2 separate regions of the Homo sapiens genome follow, and region 2 is linked to region 1. A link is an interaction called in ENCODE POLR2A ChIA-PET data of the cell type or tissue named here. Cell type or tissue: B cell. All regions are shown on one strand.

Region 1 (2,500 bases):
AGCCCTGGAGGCAGAGGTTGCATTGAACCAAGGTCGTGCCACTAGGCTCCAGTGACAGAGCGAGACCCAGTCTCAAAAAAAAAAAAAGCCGGGCATAGTGGCTCACGCCTGTAATCCCAACACTTTGGGAGGCCAGGGCTGGCAGATCACTTGAGGTCAGGAGTTCAAGACCAGCTTGGCCAACATGGTGAAACTCTGTCCCTACTTAAAGAAAAAGAAATCCGCCTTTTGGTAAAGATAGTGGTTGAGTACAAGTGAACTGGTCAGCTAGTCCCTAAAGATGTTGATCTTTTCATGAGTTTAAAGAGCTTTCTTAGTTCTGAGATGAAAGTATTAGATCACATCATGGGGAGTTCTGCATATGGGGAGGGAGCTCTTGCTGGGTAGCATCAGCAGGAGGCAGGTAATAGGGGATCTCTCCTTACCTGGAACCCCGAAAGCAGCTCCGTTGATTCAGGCTCCTTCTGTGGGCCTGACTTAACGGGAGATGCCACATCTTATCCTTTCCCTGTGGCCCTTTGGGTCATTTGTTGGTCTCAGGGGCTTGTGCACAACAGACTGACTCTGTCCCTTTGCCTTCCTTCCCTACACCAGGGCCCTCCTCCTGAAGGTGAGCCCCTGCAGCCTCCTCAGCCTGTGCAGTCCACACAGCCTGCCCAGCCTGCACCACCCTGCCCGCCCTCCCAGCTCGGTCAGCCCGGCCAGCCACCAAGCAGCAAGATGCCTCAAGTGTCCCAGGAGGCAAAGGGGACCCAGACGGGAGTAGAGCAGCCTCGCCTCCCAGCTGGACCTGCAAACAGGCCACCTGAGCCTCACACCCAGGTTCAGAGGGCACAAGCAGAAACAGGCCCGACTTCCTTCCCCTCCCCTGTGTCTGTCTCCATGAAGCCTGACCTTCCAGTCTCTCTTCCCACTCAGACTGCCCCAAAACAGCCGTTGTTTGTCCCAACAACCTCTGGCCCCAGCACCCCACCAGGACTGGTTCTGCCACACACTGAATTCCAGCCAGCCCCCAAACAAGATTCCTCTCCACACCTGACTTCCCAGAGACCCGTGGATATGGTTCAACTTCTGAAGGTAAGCATGAGCAGGGGCTGCCCTTCCTGGCCCCCAAGTTTTATGCCATGTCAAATGTCCTAAGATTCCCTAGTTAACAGACCCACAAGCTACAGCCTCTGGCTGTGTCCAGCATGGCTCAGCGAGGGGCCATGAGCTCACTTCCTGTTTGTTTCCCTGTGAGCAGAAGTACCCCATCGTGTGGCAGGGCCTGCTGGCCCTCAAGAATGACACAGCTGCTGTGCAGCTCCACTTCGTCTCTGGCAACAACGTCCTGGCCCATCGGTCCCTGCCCCTTTCTGAAGGAGGGCCCCCACTAAGGATCGCCCAGAGGATGCGGCTGGAGGCAACGCAGCTGGAAGGGGTTGCCCGAAGGATGACGGTAAGACTCTCAGGCCCAGGTGAGCAACTGCCCCACCTACAGGGAGGAAGACGTAGGTAGTCCCTGCCAGCCCATCTCCCTGGCCTGTCATGGAAGCATTAACTGTATTCTTGTTGTTGTTGAAACAGTCTCTGTCGCCTGGGCTGGAGTGCAGCGGTGCGATCTCTGTTCATTATAGCCTCTGCCTCCCGGGTTCAAGCCATTCTCTTGCCTCAGCCTCCTGAGTAGCTGGGATTATAGGCACGCACCACCATGGCACCACCATGCCCAGCTAATTTTTTGTATTTTTAGTAGAGATGGGGTTTCACCATGTTGGCCAGGCCAGCCTTGAACTCCTGACCTCAAGTGATCTGGCTGCCTTGGCCTCCCAAAGTGCTGGGATTACAGGCCTGAGCCACTGTGCCTGGCCAGTAACGGTATTCTTGAAGTGAGCAATGAAGGGTCCACTATGCTTCTACTTGGTGGGGGGATGTAAAGTACCTCTAGACCCAGAAACAAGGCTTTACAGTTTTTAAAAATTATTATTTTTTAAATCAGCTTTCTCAGGTTGAAAAAAAGCTTTTTTTTTTTTTTTTTTTCATTCAAATATCAGGGTAGCCTTTAAAGTCATCTCAGAGGTGGGGGTTTTTGTGGACCTGATACTGTGGGTTGGATGTGGGCTGCTGTTTGACTAGGAGGCCCCTGCTCACTGGCAGCTGGCCTCTGCCTCAGGTGGAGACAGATTACTGTCTGCTGCTGGCTCTGCCCTGTGGCCGTGACCAAGAGGATGTTGTGAGCCAGACCGAGTCCCTCAAGGCTGCCTTCATCACTTACCTGCAGGCCAAGCAGGCGGCAGGGATCATCAACGTTCCCAACCCTGGCTCCAATCAGGTCGGTTGTCCTGTGTCCTTCCTTCACATGTACACCCACAGGTGGGGCTGATCAGGGTAGGTGGGCCTACTCATCTGGTGCCCACTAGATCTGGCCCCAGAGGTGGGCAAAGGGGCATTTTGGACAGAAGTCAGTAGAGCACATGGGGCGGGGCGCCATCACCCATCCTGAAGAGAACCCAGGGAACCGCTG
Region 2 (2,500 bases), 130 kb after region 1:
GGGTCCGCACCCTGGGGCATGGGGCAGTTCTTGTGGGCACTTGTGAACAGGTCTGGAAATAAGAGCAAGAGGAGGAACTCAGCAAAGCCCAGCCCTCTCTTGCTTACAAAGCATGTTCAAGGCCCCCCCGTAAGGTGAGTATGGCCTTGTTTTTATCCAACAACATCGTAGAGAAAGCAGACTCAAGTCCACAGCAGGGAAGGGGTCCAGCCAGATGCCCTCCTGCCTGTGCCCCTCAGCGGGAATTACTGGCCTCATCTTCTTTTTACTCCCTTTTCTCAGTTTCTAGCACCCACACTCCAGCATGATTTTGGCCTCGTGGAGATCTTTAATCCATTTACCCTCATATTTCCAGACTAGATCCTCCCGTCCTCTTTTGCTCCTGGCCCGGCTGACACCCTGGCATGGCCTCTGAGCTCTCTCTCACAGACGCCCTTACCTCTCACCCCGGTTTGGGTCTGACCCTCCTGCCCTGTGCCTGGATCTGAGGAGCTGAATGTTGCTGGAGAAAGTGACCGCTGCATGCGAGATTGTAGCCCCAGCCTCCCGTGGGACGCTGCCCGGATCCTTCTCTGTTTCTGCATTTCCTGCTGTCTTTGTTTCCTGCCAGGTTGACAGCTTCACCCCATCCTTCCTTCTCAGACATGAAACACACCCCCTCCCCTACCCCACACACTGCTGGGGGCTTCTGCCCCTCCCTCACTGGGTCCAGGATCCTTGGAAAGGTGTCACCTGGATCTTTCCACCCAAATCACCAGAGCCTGCCTGCACCTTTGCCCACATCATCGCCTTTCCCTCCTGCAACAAAGGAAGAGCTGTTCCTGCTGCACCCAAGACCTTCTGGCCCATCCACCCAGGGCTGGGTCCTGCCCCTGCCCTCCCCCCAGAGGCTCTGCTCTCCCTCCTGCGGTGTCACTGTGCCCTCTCCACTCTGTCCACTTTGAAGCATTCAGCCGGGATCTCATATGCTGCGATGTGTCTTGGGCTCTGGACCTTCTCCTGCATTCTCACTCCTCTGTCCCCTTTACCACTGGGTGGGGCCGTCAGCATCCTGGCAACCCAAGCATCTCCTGTCTTCTCAGAAGCTTGTGACCACTGTTTCCTTCCAGCGACTTGGCCGTTCCTCTGCTCCCTTCTCGCTGGACGTGCAGAGAGCTGTGTCCCACATCTACTTCCTCGTCCTCCACTTCTCCTCCACCCATTCCAAGCAGGCTTTCATGAGGCAGCCCTTGCCAAGCTGCCAGGAAAATCCGTGGGGCCAACTCCAATGGGGGCTGCTCCAGCCTCTTCTTGGAGCTGGAGCTGTGCAGCCTTCCTGCCCTCTTGAGCCTCGCTCTTATCCTGGCCTCTGGCCTCTCTGGCTGCTGTCCTGGGTCCCCTCTTTGGCTCCTCCCTGGCTCACCCCTGCCCGTTGGCTGGCACACTTCTGTCCTGGCCCTTCTCCACCCTCTCTCCCCAGGAGGTCTCACCTTCCTGTTTCCGCTGCCCGCTGCCCATGTGCACACCTCCAGCCCTGACTCCTCACTTGAGCTCCCAACTGAGTTTCCAGCTCTCCACATGGATGCCCAAGGGGCACCCCAAGCACACCTGGGCAAAAGAGGATTCCCAATTCCAGGTCCACCTTCCCCCCATCCCCCACTGCACCAACTACAACCCTGGGAGTTTCTCAGGGTCCTGCCTTCCCCCACTCTCCCCGGGGCCACGCAGTCAACCGGCAAATCCTGTTAGCCCTCTCTTAGGTCTATTCCAGGTCTCCCGGCTCCCTTCTCCCAGGGCTCCCCTGCTGCAGGCATCCTCCCTCCCTGGAAGACAATGGTCCCTGCGCTCACTCTCTGCCCGCCAGCGGAGGGACTTAATGCTCTAGGCCAGATTGTGTCACTGGGGTTAGGGGACCATGTGGGTGCTGCCCCCAATTCCCCTGGATTCCTTTCTCCTGTTTTTGCCCTGGCGCCCTGCATGGCTTCTAAGAGGCACCACCTGTGGCTCTTTCTACAGGGGCTGCCCTAGGTAAATTTCTGTTGGCCCCACCCAGAGTGGCCCCAAGCCAATGACTACCAGGTGCAGAACCCCAGCTCTTTTGTCTGGGATCCGAAAATTCCCCTTCACTTACCCTCCGGAGTACCCTGCAGGACCAGGCTGAGGCCAGGCCTGAGACCACCCCACTGCCTGGCTGGCCTCCTCCATCCTCCTCTCGCTCCATTCCCTACTGGCTTCCTCTGGAAGGTTCACCTCATATCAGTTGTACCCAAATCCTCATTTCAGGGGCAGCTGGCAGGGGGAAGGTAAGCATTCAGTTGGAGGTGAGATTAAGGTTTTCTTTTCTTTTTTTTTTGGAGACAGAATCTCGCTCTGTCACCCAGGCTGGAGTACAGTGGCGTGATCTCGACTCACTCTAACCTCCGCCTCCCAGATTCAAGCGATTCTCCTGCCTCAGCCTCCTGAGTAGCTGGGATTATGGGCACCTGCTCATTTTTATATTTCCAGTAGAGACAGGGTTTCA

Evidence for each region. Peaks named below come from ENCODE experiments on the same cell type or tissue, not always from the same donor. Only the 100,000 strongest peaks of a DNase experiment are listed, where the experiment ranks them.
Region 2: POLR2A ChIA-PET joins it to region 1 with 6 read pairs; 3 of 35 experiments call an interaction of 5 or more read pairs at or near these places.

Annotation. Positions count from the first base shown.
Region 1 is chr1:15,936,569-15,939,068 of GRCh38, forward strand. SPEN (spen family transcriptional repressor) reads left to right here. Exons shown (of 15, transcript NM_015001.3): 12 at 595-1,077; 13 at 1,244-1,438; 14 at 2,150-2,308. Among named protein-coding and RNA genes, the nearest start is that of ZBTB17, 38 kb to the right of the region's middle. In B cell, no CTCF peak of the experiment used is centred here; a DNase peak (open chromatin) is centred at 1,363; H3K27ac peaks cover 681 bases.
Region 2 is chr1:16,063,585-16,066,084 of GRCh38, forward strand. It overlaps FAM131C (family with sequence similarity 131 member C), which reads right to left. Exons shown (of 7, transcript NM_182623.3): 2 at 1-52. Among named protein-coding and RNA genes, the nearest start is that of FAM131C, 8.8 kb to the right of the region's middle. In B cell, no CTCF peak of the experiment used is centred here; no DNase peak of the experiment used is centred here; H3K27me3 peaks cover 343 bases.